2 separate regions of the Homo sapiens genome follow, and region 2 is linked to region 1. Evidence: read pairs that join two places in POLR2A ChIA-PET (ENCODE). Cell type or tissue: PC-3. All regions are shown on one strand. Links, peaks and the distances in the headings refer to the core of each region. The heading gives the core; the rest is flanking DNA.

What was found. Peaks named below come from ENCODE experiments on the same cell type or tissue, not always from the same donor. Only the 100,000 strongest peaks of a DNase experiment are listed, where the experiment ranks them.
Region 2: POLR2A ChIA-PET joins it to region 1 with 11 read pairs; 2 of 35 experiments call an interaction of 5 or more read pairs at or near these places.

Annotation. Positions count from the first base shown.
Region 1 is chr19:6,087,277-6,096,871 of GRCh38, forward strand. All of the region lies in intron 1 of RFX2 (regulatory factor X2), which reads right to left. Among named protein-coding and RNA genes, the nearest start is that of RFX2, 18 kb to the right of the region's middle. RefSeq lists enhancers at 1-5, 6-505, 5,296-6,001. In PC-3, for the core only: no CTCF peak of the experiment used is centred there; DNase peaks (open chromatin) are centred at 1,595 and 5,325; H3K4me3 peaks cover 1,448 bases; H3K27ac peaks cover 1,319 bases.
Region 2 is chr19:7,604,259-7,613,853 of GRCh38, forward strand. It overlaps CAMSAP3 (calmodulin regulated spectrin associated protein family member 3), which reads left to right. Exons shown (of 17, transcript NM_020902.2): 2 at 968-1,221; 3 at 2,013-2,135; 4 at 2,218-2,313; 5 at 3,868-4,006; 6 at 6,218-6,357; 7 at 6,442-6,535; 8 at 6,619-6,673; 9 at 6,837-6,910; 10 at 7,259-7,328; 11 at 7,429-8,905. Among named protein-coding and RNA genes, the nearest start is that of MIR6792, 8.4 kb to the right of the region's middle. RefSeq lists enhancers at 633-1,134, 1,135-1,634, 1,185-1,479. In PC-3, for the core only: no CTCF peak of the experiment used is centred there; a DNase peak (open chromatin) is centred at 1,553.

The sequences.
Region 1 (9,595 bases), core at 1,161-9,160:
CTACTCCTCCCTCCCACTGCCCTGTATTTAGGAATTCAAACAGCCTGGGAAGGGACTGTGCTGATAATTGGCTCTGCTTTCAAAGAACACTTAGGAGATAATTAACCCACAGTCCACCAAGCCCAGGAATTGAGGATCGAGGATCAGAGGAAGCCCAGGAGGGAGATGCCTGCCAGAGGCGAGTAAAGGGACTTAGAGAGAAGTGCAGTTTTTTCTAGCATCCACCCATCCAACCCAAGGAAGCCCATCTGATTTACCACATCTAGCCAGTGACCTTGATCAGTTCCACAGCCAGGCATTAAGGCGAGTCCCCACTAACTTTCTCACCTCAGAGAAGCCCGATTCCAATTCTAGCCCCTCCCTGGACTCTGTCAGTAATTCCTAGCAATGCCTTCACTCTAAAAAATCCAGCTACAACAAAAGATTCAGATGCTGCAGAATTTATTTTGATTTGGAGGTTTCAGCTCCAAATCAAAGGGCTGATATCATGGAAATAGCTTTTTTGACAGCTAAACAGAAATTATTTTCCTTGATTAGCCATGGCACATTCGCCCTTCTTAGGTGGACAGCGTGTTTTGATACGAAGGTGATGGGTTACAGGTGCTGGGTTTCTCCACATGGGCAGTTTCTCCCCAGGAGTCTCACTCCTTACATCATCATCTAGAGCAGTAATTAATTTCAGAAACCACTCCTGGCTGCCATAAGCTGCACACCCACTTCCAGAACTGGCTTAACCCGCCAGGAAGCCACAGTCCTCAAGGGACAGTCACCCAGAGCTGCATGTTGGTGAGTCAGAGACGAGAACAAAGAGGAAGCAATGACCCCTGAACACAGAGCCCTTCCCAGCCCAGAGTGCTGCTCTAAGCCTAACCCAGGCTGGCCAGGGCCTGAAAGACAAAGAAGAATGCCACAGAGAAGGGCCAGGGCACTACAGCTTTTTTTTTTTTTTTTTTTTTTTTTGAGACGGAGTTTCACTTTTGTTGCCCAGGCTGGACAGCAGTGGCGTGATCTCGGCTCACTGCAACCTCCGCCTCCCGCGATTCTCCTGCCTCAGCCTCCTGAGTGGCTAGTATTACAGGCATGTGCCACCATGCCCCGCTAATTCTGTATTTTTAGTAGAGATGGGGTTTCTCCCTGTTGGTCAGACTGGTCTCGAACTCTCGACCTCAGGTGATCCACCCGCCTCAGCCTCCCAAAGTGCTGGGATTCCAGGCTTGAGTCACCATGCCAGCCCAGCATTTTTTTTTAAAGGCACAGTTCTCATAGGTATAAGAAGGCAACGAAATTCATCCTGCAAGATGGATGTAGCCAAAGACTCTTCTTTAATTACAACAAACTGGAGAAGATAACAAAGTAAATATTATTCCTCTCTCTCTTAGAGAAAGCAAAAATATGTTAAACACCATTGAAGAGCCTAAGGGGTTTTATAAACCTCAAAATCAGCATCACATTCATATACACATGAGTACTAGTCACATATAGCCAAGTAATGTGCGTTAGACCAGGGGGTGGCAAGCTTTTTTTGTAAAATGTGGAATAGTAAATATTTTAGGTTTTGCAGGTCAAGCGCTCGCTGTCAAGATGACTCAACCCCATCCATTGTAGGGTGAAATGACTGTGGCTGTGTGCCAATAAAACTTTATTTATGGTTCCAGTTTTAGTATATTTGCTGCTGAAGCAAGCACAATTTATGGACACTGAAATGTGAATTTCAGATAATTTTGTATGTCCTAAAATATTCTTCTTTTGATTTTTCCAACTACTTAAAAATGTAGGAAAAAAGCATTCTTAGTTCATGGGCTGTACAAAAACAGGCAGTGAGTTGGATTTAGCCCATGGGCTAGTTTGCCCACTCTGTATTAGACTCAGATGTTTGGACTCATGTCTTTAAAACAGAGCCTAAAATAACTCCAAATAAATAAAAGGGCAGGTATCAAATAGCCCATGTAATGACAAATAACCACGCTAGAAATCTGCGTCCAGCAGGTCAGGGACACTCTGGGGGTGAAGACCAACACTCCTGTCCTGTCTCCATCTCAGTGGCGGAGGATGTGGGGTTTTGGGCAGTCTCTGAAAAGGGAGTGTGCACGGGCAGGAGCTGGAGCAATGTCACAGGGAAGGGGGAGGCCAGCCCTCATGTCCTCTGGATTCTGACCCTGTGCTATGGTTGGAATGTTGTGTCCCCCCAAAACTCACATGTTGAAACCTAACCCCCAATATGACGGCATCTGGAGGTGGGGCCTTTGGGAGATGATTAGGTCATGAGCATGGCACCCACAGGAATGGGATTAGGGTCCTTGCAAAAGAGGCCCCAGAGACCTCCCCTGCCCCTTCCATCACGTGAGGACACAGCTAGAAGGCAGAAGCCGAACCAGAAAGCAGGCCCTCCCCAGACACTGAATCTGCCAGTGCCTTGATCTTGGACTTCCCAGCCTCCAGAGCTGACTGCAACACATTCCTGTTGTTTAGAAGCCAGCCAGTCTCTAATATTTTTGTTGTAGCATCTGAATGAACTGTCACCCTCCCTTCCCTCCACCACCCTGTGTAGCTCTTACATGTGCTGGGGACCTTCATGATTCAGGGTCTTTGGGCATTTCACAGAGGAACAGAAACTTGTGGATTAGAGAAAATTATTATATGAGATAACATCTTTGGATTGTTTGTATAAGATAACATCTTTGGATTGTTTGTTTGTTTGTTTTGAGACAGGTTCTCGCTTTTGTCACTCAGGCTGGAGTACAGTGGCATGTACATCGCTCACTGCAGCCTCAACGTCCCAGGCTCAAGAGGTCCTCCCACCTCACCCTCTGGAGTAGTTGAGACCAGAGGCCCACACCACCACACCTGGCTATTTTTGCATTTTGAATTTTTCATAGAGACAGGGTTTCACCATGTTGCCCAGGCTGGTCTTGAACTACTGAGCTCAAGTGATCTTCCTGCATCAGCCTCCCAAAGTGCTGAGATTACAAGCATGAGCCACCATGCCAGCCCAGATAACACCTTTGAATACAAATTTCTCAGCCGGGTGAGGTTGCAGTGAGCCAAGATCACGCCATTGCACTACAGCCTGGGTGACATAGTGAGACTCTGTCTCAAAAAAAAAAAAAAAAAAGAATACACATTTCTCCAAAGAAGAGCTATAGACAGATGAAAGCACATGAAAAGAGGCTCAGCATCATCAGTCATTACAGAAACACAAATAAGAACCACCATGAAACACCACTTCACACCTACGAGGCTGGTTATACTAAAAACAGGGAAAAATAAAAGTGTTGGTGAGGATGTGGAGAAACTGGAGCCCTCACTCCCTGCCGGTGGGACTGTGAAAGGACAATTTGGCAGTTAACTTGCAGTTACCATACGACTCAGCAACTCCACTCCTAGGTATATTCCCTGAAGAAATGAAGCTATATGTCCAGGCAAAAGCTTGTCCACAAATATTCATAGCAGCACTATTCGTAATAGTCAAAAGGTAGAAACAACCCAAATGCCCATCAAGGGATGAATGCATAAACAGATGTGGTCCACCCATGGAGTGGAATACTATTCAGCCATAAAAAAGAATGAAGCTCTGACACAGGCTACAATGTGGATGAACTGCAAAACAATATTACCCAACCTTCCAGGGCTTAAATATATATTTATATACACACAAGTGAAAGAAGTCAGTCACGAAAAAGGTCACATATTGTATGATTCTATTTACAGGAAATATTCAGAATAGGAAAACCCACATAGACAAGAAGCAGACTTGGTGTTTGCCAGGGGCTGGGAGTAGGGGACTGTGATCGACTTCTAATAGGTATGGAGTTTCTTTTCACGGTGATGGAAATGTTCTGGAATTAGAGAGTGATGATGGCTTCACAACACTGTGAAAATCCTAAAATCCACCAAATGAAAACCATTTTAAAGTGGTTAAAATGGTAAATTTTGGGCTGGGTGTGGTGGCGCATGCCTGTAAACCCAGCACTTTGGGAGGCTGAGGCTGGGGATTGCTTGAATCCCGGAGTTTGAGACCAGCCTGGGCAACATAGTGAGACCTTGTCTCTACAAAAAATTAGCCAGGCATGGTGGCGTGCACCTATAGTCCCAGCCCAGAAGGTGGAGGCTGCAATAAGCCATGATCGCACCACCCCACTGCAGCCTGGGCGACAGAGCAAGACCCTATCTTCAAAAAAAAAAAAAAGGTGAATTGTATGTGAATTTTATCACAATTGAAAAAAGAAGATGACGCTGAGTGCTGGCAAATGCCAGCCACGAAGAGAAACAATGATATAGAGACTAAAAGCATTCCTGCATTCCTCACCTCAGGAGAAGTAAAATGCAATATTCTCATAATTATGAGAAAATTAGGCACGAGAACGTACAAAGTACAATTCGAACATTTTCAGAAATAAACTTCAGTAACAAACAACAATATCTGTTGGACACGATCCCTAACAGACTGTTTGTGAAAATCTCGAGTGATGGGAGAGAAGTAGGTGTGGGGAAATCTGTTTCAGGAACTCTGAGTCTAAGCCGCAAAACGTGTTTACATGAGACCCATCAACAGAATAAGCCGAGGGACTGAATGAGGAATGAACTGCGGGAGGTAGGCATTTTACAATCAGGAATCTGAAATGAGACTATGTCCCAGTTTGGGAGTCAGAGAATTGTAGACTTTCTGGGCCAAGCCCTCAGTGAACATTAACCCTGGAGAATAAAGGAGCAGGGAGTTTCTAGAAGATTCTACATCCGGGAGTGGGGGGAGGAAAACTGTGGAGGTTGGTGTCTCAGAAATCTTAAAGGATGTTAAAAAAGAAAACCATGATTCACTGAATTTAAAATAGGAGAAAAGCTCAGATTAAGAATGAATAACTTTATCGAGGATTAGGTCACAGGAATTCTGGTTTTAAATTGTTTACGTAGAGTTAAAGAGAAAGAATTTGTACCATAAGAAGAAGCCAACTATAACAGCAAGGAAGACATTCAAGAACAGGATCTAGTGGCTGCACAACTGAGCTCCCTCCTCGGGCTGGAGAGAGCAGGGGCTCAAGTCCCTAAACCCGGGCCATGGCAGCAGGGGGTCAATGACCCAAGAAAGCAGCTTGGGACGGAGGGTGGCCCCGCAGGCTGCATGCTGGGCTGCTGGAAGGAAGGTCTTCCGCTGAGAAGGCAGAAGAACGAGTGCTCTGCTGGAGAATAAAGGTAGCAGAGTTTACAGCCACGCGTCCAGAGGGAATTCAGAGGGGCGGGGCAGGCCGTTGCTAGGCTCGAGTCCGCGCAGGAGTCAAGGGCGACAAGCATGAGCTTGTGGCTGCGCAAACCAGCCCAGCAGCCAGGCCTCCCCAAGAGGCACACGCGAGCATGGGCGCAGCTCACGGTGACAGAATGAGGCTGAGTCAGTCACACGTGGACTGTAGGATAGGCAGAGCTAAGCTGACAGGGAACACGTTCCAGAGGAGGGGCCGGGGGAGGGAGAGGCTGCCAGGGGGTTTGAGCACCTCCTAAGTGGCCCACAGAACACTGTGGGTGAGTTCAGTGTGCATTCTCCTGGAGGGTGGGGACACAAGTTTTCACGAGGCTGTCAAAGGGTCCGGGACCTGCTACTCTGAAATGTTAAGAAGCTAAAGAGTTTGTGTTGGCCTGAGAGGCAAGGAGTGGGACGGGGACTTAGGGCAACGGACACGCATGTGGTAAAAAAAAGGCCCTGTGGTGTCGGGGAGGCGAGGAGGTGGCCCCGGTCCTGCTGGAGGCGGCGTAGTTTCAGGAGAGGACAAAAGTGGAAAGTCACCTTTATAGTAGGAATGGAGCGCAGATGTAAGTGGCGGCAAGCTAACGCCAAGGGGAGGAAGTCCATCAGGCTCAGCAATTTCCCTGCCGCGAGTGGGCAAACATCTCACACGTGTACACAAATATATTTGGACACGGGTGCTTACTGCAGCATTGGCGGTAAAGTGGAAGGTATAACCAAAATGCCTATAAATAAATAACTAAGGCCGGGTGCGGTGGTTCATGCCTGCAGTCCTAGCACTTTGAGAGGTTGAGTGGGGCAGATTGCCTGAGCTCAGGAGTTCGAGGCCAGCCTGGCCAACATGGTGAAACCCCGTCTCTACTAAAATACAAAAAATTTGCCGGGCGTGGTGGCACATGCCTGTAATCCCAGCTACTCTGGAGGCTGAGGCACGAGAATTGCTTGAACCCGGGAGGCAGAGGTTGCAGTGAGCCGGGATTGTGCCACTGCACTCCAGCCTGGGCGACAGAGCAAGACTCTGTCTCAAAAAAATAAAATAAAATAGAATAAAAGGCTAAGTAAGTACTTAGGACAGGAGTGGAATATCAGACCATTAGTAGAAAGAATGAAGCACAAACACAGTAGAAAGTGATAAGGAAAGATACAGGCTAAATATTAGGTAAAAGAGCAGGTGGCAGAAAAGTGAGAAAAATAAGATCTCTTTTTTGAAGAAGAAAAAAAAAACACACAAAAAAACCCTATTAGTCCAGCCATGAAAAGGAATGAAGCACCAACACGTGGTACAAGGTGGATGAACCTTGAGAACATCATGCTAAAAACAGCCAGTCACAAAAGGCTACTTACTATATGATTCCATTTTCATGAAGTTTCCAGAACAGGCAAATCCACAAAGACAGAAAGTGGCTTAGTGGCTGCCAGGGGCTGGGGAAGGGAGGTGGGGAGTGACTGCTTAATGGGGACAGGGTGTCTTTTTGGGGTGATGACTCTGGAATTAGATGGTGGTGATGGTTGCATAACCTTGTGAATATACTGAAAGCCACTAAATTGTACACATTAAGAGCCTGAATTCTGCGGCATGTGAATTACATCCCAATGCAAAAAACACTAAAGAATTCGTATGTATGTTTTACAGGCCTGTGAAATATCTGAAACCATCCACACCAAACTTTTCTTAGTGGTGGGAGGGGCAGAGGAGAGAGGAAGAAGCAGCCAGAGGCTCTTTTTTTCTTTTTTACAATTTGGATTTTTTTTTAATGATGAAAACGTAAGACTTTTATAATGTAAAAGAGAAGCAGTCAGAATTATGGGGACTACACACAGGATCCCAAAGTCCTGAAATGGTCACTAGGGAATTCTGGGGACAGATCACTCAGGTGGCTTGGAGGGCACCACCTGTGTTTCAAAGTCCAGTGATGATCACTTTAGAAAATGGACAACGCTGAGGTCAGGTGGACCCACGCTACTCAGACTTTGTCAGTGACCTTATGTTTTCACGGCTATGAAGTATCTGCACGCCAGTAAGTAGCCAATATAGTGGTCACCTTTTAAAAGGAAGAGTTGACTTAAAACTTGTGCCTGCTTTGACTTTAACACCTTTACCTGTGCAGTCGGTATAGAAGCCAGGGCCACACGTGGCTGCTGAGCACCTGAAATGGGGCTGGTCCGAACTAACATTTCTAAGACTTAGCACACAAAAAAGAATGTGAAATATCTCGACAATAATTTTTCATATAGGTTATATATTGAAATGAATATTTTCAATACAGTTCATTGGATGAAATGTATTATTAAATTACTTTCACTTGTCTCTTTTTACTTTTTAAAATGCAGCTACTAGGCCAGGTGCAGTGGCTCATGCCTGTAATCCTAGCCCTTTGGGAGGCTGAGGCGGGTGGATCACGAGGTCAGGAGATTGAGACCATCCTGGCTAACATGGTGAAACCCCGTCTCTACTAAAAATACAAAAAATTAGCCAGGCATGGTCCCAGTTACTCGGGAGGCTGAGGCAGGAGAATGGTGTGAACCCAGGAGGCAGAGCTTGCAGTGAGCCGAGATCGCGCCACCGCACTCCAGCCTGGGCGACAGAGCAAGACTCCATCTCAAATAAATAAATAAATAAAAACAAATAAATAAAATGCGGCTACTAGAAAATTGCAAATTTCACACGTGGCTTGTGTTATGTTTCTTTATTGGCCGGTAATGATCTAGAAGACACTTAGAATAAATCATCTCAGGATAAGTTTAAGAATTCACAAATATTTTAAGAGATTCTATTTTACTAGAAAGTAAGCAAAATGATTTTTAGATGTAGATGTGATCTCTATCTAGTAAGAACTCATGTAATTTTGACAAATAATTACTCTATTTGGTGTCCCACAAATACAGTTAGACATGGCCTCTATCCTCAAGGGTTTTGCATGGATGGGGTGAGAAAGAAAAGGAGACATACACAGATAATTCCTTACGTGGCAAAAGGTAACAGGTGCAGACTCCAGATGGAACAGGGTACCATAAACAATGGGGCAGGGGAGTCTGGGCAGCATCCCGTCCTGGACCCTGCTGGAGGTGGGGTAGGGAAAATCAGGCAGAGGTGTAAACAAGGGGAGGGTGTGTGGGGCAGGGAAGGGGTCAAGAGACCAAGCTGGGTGGAGCTCGGGGAATAAAGGGGGAAATAGGATGGACCACTTGGAGAAAGTCTACGAATGCGAGTCAGAGCCCCTGGACTGCACCACAGGGGCAGAGGTCAGGAAACTACCGCCCACCACCCAAATCTGGCCCAGCCGCTAGCCTGTTTGTGTATGGCCCATGAGCTAAGAATGGCTTTTACATTTTGAAGTGGTTAGAAAAAAATCAAAATCAAAATATTCTGTGATGCATGAAAATTACATGAAATTCACATTTCAGCATCCATAAATAAAGTTTGATTGGCACACGGCCAGGCCCAAGCTCTCACATGTTGTCTACATCTGCTTTCAAGCTCCATCGGGAGAGCTGAGTAGTTGAGATAGTGACCATCTGGGCCTCAAAAGCTAAAACATTTACTATCTAGCCCTTTATAGAGAATGTTTGCTGATCCCCACTTCCTTGGAATACTAAAACATCCTGTGGGCTTCCTTTGCTCAAATAAAATAAAGGCACTGCTCAAATAAAATAATGGCACTTGCGCCAATCTGCAGAAATATTTATTGAATAGGTTCCTCGAATTTAAAACATTTTCCCTACCAATATTTCTTAAACCCTTGGTAGATATTTCCTCTTATTTGCTAATGAAGAGTAGCCAACAACAAAACAAAAACTAATGTGATACCCTGCAGGTTTCACATTATTGGGAAGCCCTGTACCAGTCTGTCTCACCCAATCAACAGCAGTTTTAAAGAATGTATGCTCATAGTTGATACTGCGCACACTCTCGTTTTTGTTTTTTGTTTTGTTTTGTTTTGTTTTGTTTTGTTTTGAGATGGAGTCTTGCTCTGTCTCCCAGGCTGGAGTGCAGTGGCGCGATCTCGGCTCACTGCAAGCTCCGCCCCCCGGGTTCATGCCATTCTCCTGCCTCAGCCTCCCGAGTAGCTGGGACTACAGGCGCCCACCACCATGCCCGACTAATTTTTTATATTTTTAGTAGAGACGGGGTTTCACCATGTTAGCCAGGATGGTCTCGATCTCCTGACCTCGTGATCCGCCCACCTTGGCCTCCCAAAGTGCTGGGATTACAGGCGTAAGGCACTGCACCTGGCCTCGTTTCTTATAATTTAATCATGTTGCATTAATAAAATATGAGTTCACATGATTTAATTCAACGCACTCCTGGTATTCCATGATGTTCCACCATATCATGTGGTCTCCCCCTCCCAGGGTCCCCCA
Region 2 (9,595 bases), core at 537-8,536, 1.5 Mb after region 1:
TACGTGGATTTCTGCCCCCAGCCCACTGTCCACCTGGGGCTTCCTCACGCCTCTTCCCATTGTCCTATTTAGGGACCTCAGGCTGTCTCTATGATGTGACCTCACCATCTCTCTAAGCCCCAGCCTTTCACATAATCTGCCTCAAGGATGTCCTCAAAGCCCCTCACATTCAATTTCACCCCTTCACCTCCCATTCCTCCTGCACCCAAGCTCAGTCATTACCCCTCTCTTCCCTCTTCCCCCTCAGACCCAGCAAGGTCCTGGCTACCTCCCTCTCTGTCCCTTGCCTCCTCCCTTCAATCACCAGGTTTACATCACTCAACTCCCTCGATGTGCCTGTGGTGTGCCCACCTCCCCTGCTCGCCTGTGTGCCCCCCACTCATCCCCCCCTGCCTGCAAGCTAAGAGAGGGCGTCCAGTTTGCTGGGTCTAACCCCAGTCCTGGTGTTGAAGAGTTATTTGGCCTGGGGCAAGGGACTTTCCTTCTCTGTGCCTCAGTTTCCTCCTCTGTAACATGGGGGTTGCCAATTGGGCCCTGGCTGCCTCCTAGCGTTGATGTAAGGCTCAGTGAGTCTACATTGGCAAGAGCAGGAAGGCTCTTAGGATTGCCGATGTTATTGTCTTTCCTGGGACCTACAAGAGCCAGTCCAGCTGGCCTGGTATTGGGGGTAGCCTCCCCTCCTTTCCACTCTAAGTGCCCATCAGCTCCCTGAGGCACCGTGTTCTCTCCCACCTGCTGGGCTTTGCATCTGCAGGCCCCTCTGCCTACAACGCCATCACCCCTTCCTCCAGCAAACTCCTGCACATCTGCACTCTCAGCCCAGATCCCCTTTCTCCTTTCCCAATGCCATCCTCCCTGGTCCAGACACACTCTTAATCCGGGCCATGTGGTGTGTGTGTGTGTGTGTGTGTGTGTGTGTTGTATCTGGTGACCCTGACCCCCGTGTTTCCCCTCTATGCCCCCACAGAGCACGTGCCCCCGGAGCTGTGGGAGCCCTTCTATACCGACCAGTACGCGCAGGAGCATGTGAAGCCCCCGGTGACACGGCTGCTGCTCTCAGCCGAGCTCTACTGCAGAGCCTGGCGCCAGGCACTGCCACAGCTTGAAACACCCCCCAACCCCTCTGCACTGCTGGCCCTGCTGGCGCGGAGGGGCACAGTGCCTGCTTTGCCCGAGCGCCCGGTGCGCGAGGCCGACCTGAGGCACCAGCCCATTCTCATGGTAGGCCCCGCCACTGCCTGTTAGACCACGCCTACCATGCTCAGCTCCTCCCCTCAAGCTCCTCCCGCCAGTCCTGGCTCCTCCCAAGTTCCCTCTATCAGTCTTGGCTCCTTTCAAGCTTTGTCGATTAAGCCTAGCTCCTCCCATCAGGCTTGGCTCCTCCCCCAGGTTCCTCCCACCAGGCCTGGCTCCTCCCCTCAAGCGCTATTAAGCCTAGTTCCTCCCACGAGGTCTGGCTCCTCCCCTCAAGCGCTATCCATTAAGCCTAGCTCCTATCAGTCTTGGCTCCTTCCCTTAAGCTATGTCCATCAAACCTAGCTCCTCCTATCATCAGTCTTGGCTCTGTCCCTTAAGCTCTGTCCATCAAACCTAGCTCCTCCCACCAGTCCAGGCTCCTCCCCTCAAGCTCTGTTCATTAAGCCTAGCTCTTCCCCCCAGCCCTGGCTCCTCCCCTCAAGCTCTTCCCATCAAGCCTGGCCCCTCCCATCAAACCCAGCTCCCCAAAAAGGCGCTACTCTGGCCCTTGAGGATTTGTGTACACAGCCCACCCTATCCTAACGCCTAGCATCTGACCTCAAAGTCCCACCCATCGTGCGTGGCTTTTCCGGGACCCCATTTCTTGTTCCTTCCCTTAAGGCCCCACCCATGAACCACTGGCCCCGCCCCCTCAAGCCCCACCCCCCCCGTCAAGTCCCTCCCATCTGCAGGTTCTTCCTTTTCCCAGGCCCTTGGGGGCCGAGGTGCGCCTCCTGCAGCTCTCAGGTCTCACCCTCTAGCGCTTGCCCCCACAGGGAGCCCACCTAGCTGTCATTGATGCCCTCATGGCTGCCTTTGCCTTCGAGTGGACAAAGACCCTGCCAGGTCCCTTGGCCCTGACCAGCTTGGAGCACAAGCTGCTTTTCTGGGTGGACACGGTAGGTGGGGTTGGGCCTGGGGTGGGTTCGGGGACCAGCATCGTCCAGTGGCCAGACCACTGACCCCCTCCCTGCCCTCCAGACCGTCCGGCGGCTGCAGGAGAAGACCGAGCAGGAAGCGGCCCAGCGAGCCTCTCCAGCAGCCCCTGCAGACGGGGCGGCCCCGGCGCAGCCCTCGGTGAGGCCAGGGCATAGAACCGTCAGAAGGATGGGGGACCGGAGATCTGGGAGGGCAGGGCTGTGCTTCCTGGACACTCCTGAAGTGGGGAGGGGGCTAGAGGTGACACACTCTCTCTTTCTTCCCCCCTCTCTCAATCTCTCTGTGCCCTGCCCGTCCCCTGTGCCGGTACCCGCTGCCCTCCTCTCTGCCTCTCTGGCCTCAGTGCCCTACGCGCTGGTACTGGAAGCTGGTTCCTGTAAGTGGGGCTGTCTGTCCGCCCCGTCTGCCTGCCCTGCTTGTAGCTCTGTCTGTCTGTATGTCTGTTTCTGCCTGCCTGTCTGCGCGCCCTCTCATACCTCCCCAAGCTGTGAGCAAAGGAGGTTGGACCCCAGTCCTGGGAGACAGGGAGAACCCCTCTGTGAACCAAGAGAAGGGTAGAATCTCGGCCATTAACTGAGAGGGCAGACCCCTCCCCCAGCGAACTGATGGGTGGGGACGAACTTCCCCTCCCGTTATTCAGAAGGGCAAGCCCTCCCCGTTCCCATTAATGAAGAGGGTGGGACCCCCTGAACCTGTCCCCCTTAGCCGAGGTGGGGAGACCACATAAATTTCTGAAGGGGGGACCTGCAGCCCATCACAAACGTGGATCCTGACCCTAGCAGGCAGGGCACCCTCTGGCCAAGGGGAAGACCCTCCAATGCAGAAGAAGATAGAATAACTTTCCTAACTGAGACCCCCAGCTTCCCTAGAGAAAAATCCCAGCTTTGAAAAGGAGGAGGAGGCCCATCCCTGAAGCTGGAAGTTGAAATTTCTCTCTTCCCTGAATGAGCTGTGTGACCTTGCAGAAGTATCTAAACCTCTCTGTGCTTCATATAAATTACTCCCATAGTAGATAAACAAGGAGGAAGTGGGGGAGGTTTTGGGCTGGCTGGCGTCCCCACCTTTGCTCACTCCTTCCCCCACCCTGGGGCCTGGGTTGGGAGGTTCCCTTCCTGCCTACCCGCTTCCTCTGCATCCTCTCCCCAAGCTGGGGGCCTGGGTCTTTTGTGGGAGGAGGATTCCCCGCATAAGAGGGGGTTCCTACTCTGTGGGGTCCCTTGGGGCTGGGAGGAGCTGGGGTTCGCGAAGCCGGCCAGAGCAGTCAGGGAGCTGGACGGCCGGGGCTCAGGACCAGGGTCAGGGCTACCCCCTCCCCCCCAAGGTGGGCTTGGGGGCCCAGCAGGTCAGCACCCCTCCCCCTTGCTGATGGCTGCTCCTCTCCCCCCAGCACGCAATTGCCTTCTGTTTGAAGGAGTCGGGGAGCAAACCCCCCATGGTAATGTATCCCCCGCCCCGGGGTCCCAGGAGTCCCTGTCCCCAGCCCCCGCTGCTGGCCTGGCTGCTCGAAGACATCTCCTCTGCCTCTTGCTGCTGCCCCTCCCCTGCTCCAGGCTGGCCCCCCAACTCTGTCTCTGGGACCCCCAGCTTCCCGCCCCCTCATGGCGGAAACCCCAGGCCTCCCTGCCCAGCCTGCATGACCGCTGACCCTGGGGGCCAGCCTGGCCACTCACCTGACCTGGCTCCCATCTGCAGATCCGATACCGCAAGGACCGTGTGGTGGCGCGACGTGCCCCCTGCTTCCCGACGGTGACCAGCCTCCAGGACCTGGCCAGTGGGGCCGCGCTGGCCGCCACCATCCACTGCTATTGTCCCCAGCTGCTTCGACTTGAGGGTGAGTAAATGGATGTGGAACAGATCTTGTGCCGGGGAGCTGGGCATCCTAAGTCCCAGCCCCTAGACCCTCCATCCCCAGGTCCGCGAGACCAGCAACGATGCAGTGGTCATGAGGGCAGCTTCCGGAACTGGCAGGCCTGAGTTTGTGTCTCTCTCTTCCCCAATGAGCTTTGTGACCTCACACAAGTATATAAACCTCTCTGTGCTTCCAGGAGTTCATTCCTGCAGCAGATGAAACGTATGGAGTGTGGACTGTGTGCCAGACCTTGTTTTAGGCACTGGGGATCCAGCCAGAATAGAGACACACTCCCCACTTCACAGACGGCTCTAGCTGGGAGAGAAAGATACTAAGTTTATCCAAAAGTACTTTTTTTTTTTTTTTTTTGAGACGGGAGTCTTGCTCTGTTGCCCAGGCTGGAGTGTAATGGCATGATCTCGGCTCACTGCAACCTCCACCTCCCAGGTTCAAGCCATTCTCCTGCCTCAGCCTCCTGAGTAGCTGGGACTACAGCCACACGCCACCACGCCTGGCTAATTTTTGTATTTTTAGTAGAGACGGGTTTCACCGTGTTGGCCAGGCTGGTGTCGAATTCCTGACCTCAAGTGATCTGCCTACCTTGGCCTCCCTAAGTGCTGGGATTGCAAGTGTGAACCACTGCACCCGGCCCAGAAGTACTTTTTGCATACTGGGTAGTCCTAAAGGCAATGGGTGGTCAGAAAAAGCTTTTTTTAAAAAAACTCTTTTTTCTTTTTTATTAAAAAAAAAATTATAGGGCTGGGTGTGGTGGCTCACGCCTGTAATCCCAGCAGTTTGGGAGGCCGAGGCGGGTGGATCACGAGGTCACGAGTTCAAGACCAGCCTGGCCAGGATGGTGAAACCGTCTCTACTAAAAATACAGAAATTAGCCGGGTGCGGTGGCGGGCGCCTGTAATCCCAGCTACACAGGAGGCTGAGGCAGGAGAATCGCTTGAACCCAGGAAGTGGAGGTTGCAGTGAGTCAAGACCATGCCATTGCACTCTAGCCTGGGCAACAGAGCGAGACTCCATCTCAAAAAAAAAAAAAAAAAAGTATAAAATAGAGATGGGGTCTTGCTATGTTGCCCAAGCTGGTCTTGAATCCCTGGGCTCAAACATCCTCCCACCTCAGCCTCCCCAAGTGCTAAGATTACAGGTGTGAGCCACCACACCTGGCCCGGAAAAGCTTTTTGAGCTGAGGTCTTGGGGGAGAGTGTTCTAGAAAGATGCAAAGGCCTAAGGCAATAGTCACCAACTTTTTGGCTCCAGGGACCGGTTTTGTGGAAGACAATTTTTCCACAGATGGAGGCAGGGAGGTGGTCTTGGGATAATTCAAGCACGTTAATCTTTATTATGTACTTTATATCTAATACGTTGTAACATAGAATGAAATAATTCTACAACTCATCATCATGGGGAACCAGTGGGAGCCCTGAGCTTGTTCCTGCAACTAGACGGTCCCAGCTGGGGGTGATGAGAGACAGTGACAGATCATCAGGCATTCGATTTTCATAAGGAGGGTGCAACCTAGATCCCTCACACGCCAGGTTCACAATAGGGTTCGCGCTCCTGTAAGAATCGAATGCCGCCGCTGATCTGACGGAAGCGGGGTTCGGGTGGTCCTGCAAGTGACGGGGAGCGGCTGTAAATACACTCACTGCAGCTCACCTGCTGTACGGTTCAGTTCCTGACAGGCCACGCCCCGGGGGTTAAGGACCCCCGGCCTAAGGACGGTCTATCATATAATTCACCTCGGCCGGGTACAGTGGCTCACGCCTGTAATCCCAGCACTTTGGGTGGCTGAGGCGGCCGGATCATGAAGTCAGGAGATCGAGACCATCCTGGCTAACACGGTGAAACCCCATCTCTACTAAAACCACAAAAAATTAGCCTGGTGTTGTGGCACACTCCTGTAATCCCAGCTACTCAGGAGGCTGAGGTGGGAGAATCACTTGAACCCGGGAGGCAGAGGTTGCAGTGAGCTGGGATTGCGCCACTGCACTACAGCCTGGGTGACAGAGCGAGACTCCATCTCAAAAAAAAAAAAAAAAGAATTCACCTCTCGAAGGGCACCTGGCAGAAGCTGGGCTCATAGGAGGTCTTCCGTGTGTGGGGGACTGCTGGTCCCTGGCTTCCCTGGGGCCCCATCCTCCTCCTCATAGAGTTGGGGACCCACTCCTCCTGTCCCCACAGAGGTGTGCTTGAAGGACCCCATGTCTGTGGCGGACAGCCTGTACAACCTCCAGCTCGTGCAGGATTTCTGTGCCTCTCGCCTTCCTCGTGGCTGCCCCCTGTCCCTTGAGGACTTGCTGTACGTCCCACCGCCACTCAAGGTAAGGCCATCCTGGGGCCTCCTGGGCCGAGGCGGGCATCTGGGGCCAGGGGTCCCGTCTGCTGACCCGGCCTCCCACCTCCAGGTCAACTTGGTGGTGATGCTGGCCGAGTTGTTCATGTGTTTTGAGGTGCTCAAGCCCGACTTTGTGCAAGTGAAGGACTTGCCCGATGGTCACGGTGAGGCCCTGGGGGCCTGGGGGCCGGGTCGGGGGCGGGTGGGAGAGCCAAACCCCCGCCTGACCCTCTTCTCTGTACTGCAGCTGCCTCCCCCCGGGGCACTGAGGCCTCCCCACCTCAGAACAACAGCGGCAGTAGGTACGCTCCCCACACTGGGCGAGTCTCTGGCATTGTGGGTGTGGGGCTCCATGTCTGCCTTGCTGAGCACTGGGACGCAGCTGGGTGATGCTGTTGTCTCCCCCCGGGGAGAGGCGGAGGAGGAGGTGGGGGTCCTGAGGCTGAAGTACGTCTCTCCGTACAGTTCTCCTGTCTTCACCTTCCGCCACCCGCTTCTGTCATCTGGTGGCCCCCAGTCCCCACTCCGAGGATCCACAGGTGAGGAGGGGGTAGGTGGCTTCTGTCACGGGGGACCCCCCCACTCACAGACTGCCCCAGTGGGCCTCATGTTGTCTCCTCGTGAGCCTTCCAATAGCCTCTCCATCAGATCCCCCTTGGGCATCCCAAAGTGACCCCCAGAATGGCCTCCCCAGTGGCCCCACAGTACCCCGTAGTGACAGTAAATGGCCCCGGGTATCTGTTTCTGGAAACCTCTGGTCTCACTAGACCACATAATGAGCCATCAGTGACTCACCCAATGACCTTGCAGAGGTTGTCCCCAGATGCTGGCTGACCCCACTCAGGGTTCCCAGGGTCCCCATAGTGACCACTCATCGCCTCCCCCAGGCTCCCTGAAGTCTTCCCCGTCCATGTCCCATATGGAGGCCCTGGGCAAGGCCTGGAACCGGCAGCTCAGGTGAGTAGACCTCACAGGCCAGGGTAGGGGGTGGAGCAGGCTAGGGCGGGTTGGGGCCGAGGCTGGTCCCAGGGGCTGACCCCTCCCTCCGGCCGCCCAGCCGTCCCCTCTCCCAGGCTGTGTCATTCAGCACCCCCTTTGGCCTGGACAGCGACGTGGATGTCGTCATGGGAGACCCTGTGCTCCTCCGCTCTGTGAGCTCGGACAGCCTGGGCCCCCCGCGTCCCGCGCCGGCCAGGACCCCCACCCAGCCACCCCCGGAGCCTGGTGACCTGCCCACCATCGAGGAAGCTCTGCAGATCATCCACAGTGCCGAGCCCCGGCTCCTCCCAGATGGGGCGGCCGACGGCAGCTTCTACCTCCACTCCCCTGAGGGGCCCTCCAAGCCATCCCTGGCCTCCCCCTACCTGCCCGAGGGGACCTCCAAACCACTGTCCGACAGGCCCACCAAAGCACCAGTGTACATGCCACACCCCGAGACCCCCTCGAAACCATCTCCCTGTCTGGTGGGGGAGGCATCGAAACCGCCAGCCCCATCCGAGGGGTCCCCGAAGGCGGTGGCTTCGTCCCCAGCAGCCACCAACTCCGAGGTGAAAATGACCAGCTTTGCAGAACGCAAGAAACAGCTGGTGAAGGCAGAGGCTGAGGCCGGAGCGGGGTCCCCCACGTCCACTCCGGCCCCGCCGGAGGCCCTGAGCTCGGAGATGAGTGAGCTCAGCGCCCGGCTGGAGGAGAAACGCAGAGCCATCGAGGCTCAGAAGCGACGGATTGAGGCCATATTCGCCAAGCACCGCCAGCGGCTGGGCAAAAGCGCCTTCCTGCAGGTGCAGCCGCGGGAAGCCTCTGGGGAGGCGGAAGCAGAGGCGGAGGAGGCCGATTCCGGTCCAGTCCCTGGTGGGGAGCGGCCCGCAGGCGAGGGCCAGGGTGAGCCAACCTCACGGCCCAAGGCAGTGACCTTCTCGCCAGACCTGGGCCCGGTGCCCCACGAGGGGCTGGGGGAATACAATCGAGCGGTCAGCAAGCTGAGTGCCGCCTTGAGCTCGCTGCAGCGGGACATGCAGAGGCTCACGGACCAGCAGCAGCGGCTCCTGGCCCCGCCCGAGGCCCCCGGATCCGCCCCACCACCTGCTGCGTGGGTCATCCCTGGCCCCACGACGGGGCCCAAAGCTGCATCCCCCAGCCCCGCCCGGCGAGTCCCGGCCACCCGGCGCAGCCCTGGGCCCGGGCCCAGCCAGTCACCCCGCAGCCCGAAACACACGCGGCCAGCGGAGCTGCGGCTGGCACCCTTGACCAGGGTGCTTACGCCACCCCACGACGTAGACAGCCTCCCCCACCTGCGCAAGTTCTCGCCGAGCCAGGTGCCCGTGCAGACGCGCTCTTCCATCCTCCTGGCGGAGGAGACGCCCCCCGAGGAGCCAGCCGCCCGGCCGGGCCTCATCGAGATCCCGCTGGGCAGCCTGGCAGATCCCGCCGCCGAGGACGAGGGAGACGGGAGCCCCGCTGGTGCTGAGGATTCCTTGGAGGAGGAGGCGTCTTCGGAGGGGGAGCCCCGGGTGGGGCTGGGGTTCTTCTACAAGGTGAGTCCCCGAGCAGGTGGCTGGAGGGTCCTGGGCCTGGGGCGGGGGCGGGTGGGGGCGGGGGGAGGTGGACAAACCCACTATTGGATGAATAGGGCTTTACTGAAGGATGGGTGGGCGGGTGGGGGATAGATGGGGAGCCAGGTATGAATGGACAGAACAGGTGTGAGTGGCTGGGTAAGGCCTCCATGGGTGGGAGAGGGGGGAAAGGGACATTTGCACGGTGGGGGGCAGGTATGTGGGGTGACAGGGGCCTCAGATGGGATTTGACCCTGTCTGTTGGGTAAGGACTTCCACAAGGGGCTGTGGGGGTGCAGTGGGGTGAGAGGTCCTCCCCCTGTGGCTTAATGAGTGAGGCCCTCGGGTATGTTTGGGGGTGAGGGGTTTCCAGTGGGGGCTGACCCAGTCATGTCCCTCCCAAACAAGGTATGGGTGGCCGGACAAGGGGGATAGATAGATGTGGGGAGGGGTGGAGAAACAGGGAGGAGTCATGGATAGACAGATGGATGAATGGCTGGTTGCATGGGTGGGTGGGTGATGGACAGATAGACGGACAGGACCAGGATCTTCAGCGCACCTCCTTGCTCATCCTCTCCTTCACCCCCTCGCCCCCAGCACGCTCCTACCACCCCTTTCCTGGCCCTGCCCTGTGTCCACTGTCTCTCCATTCCCATGGCTTTCCCAGCCGGG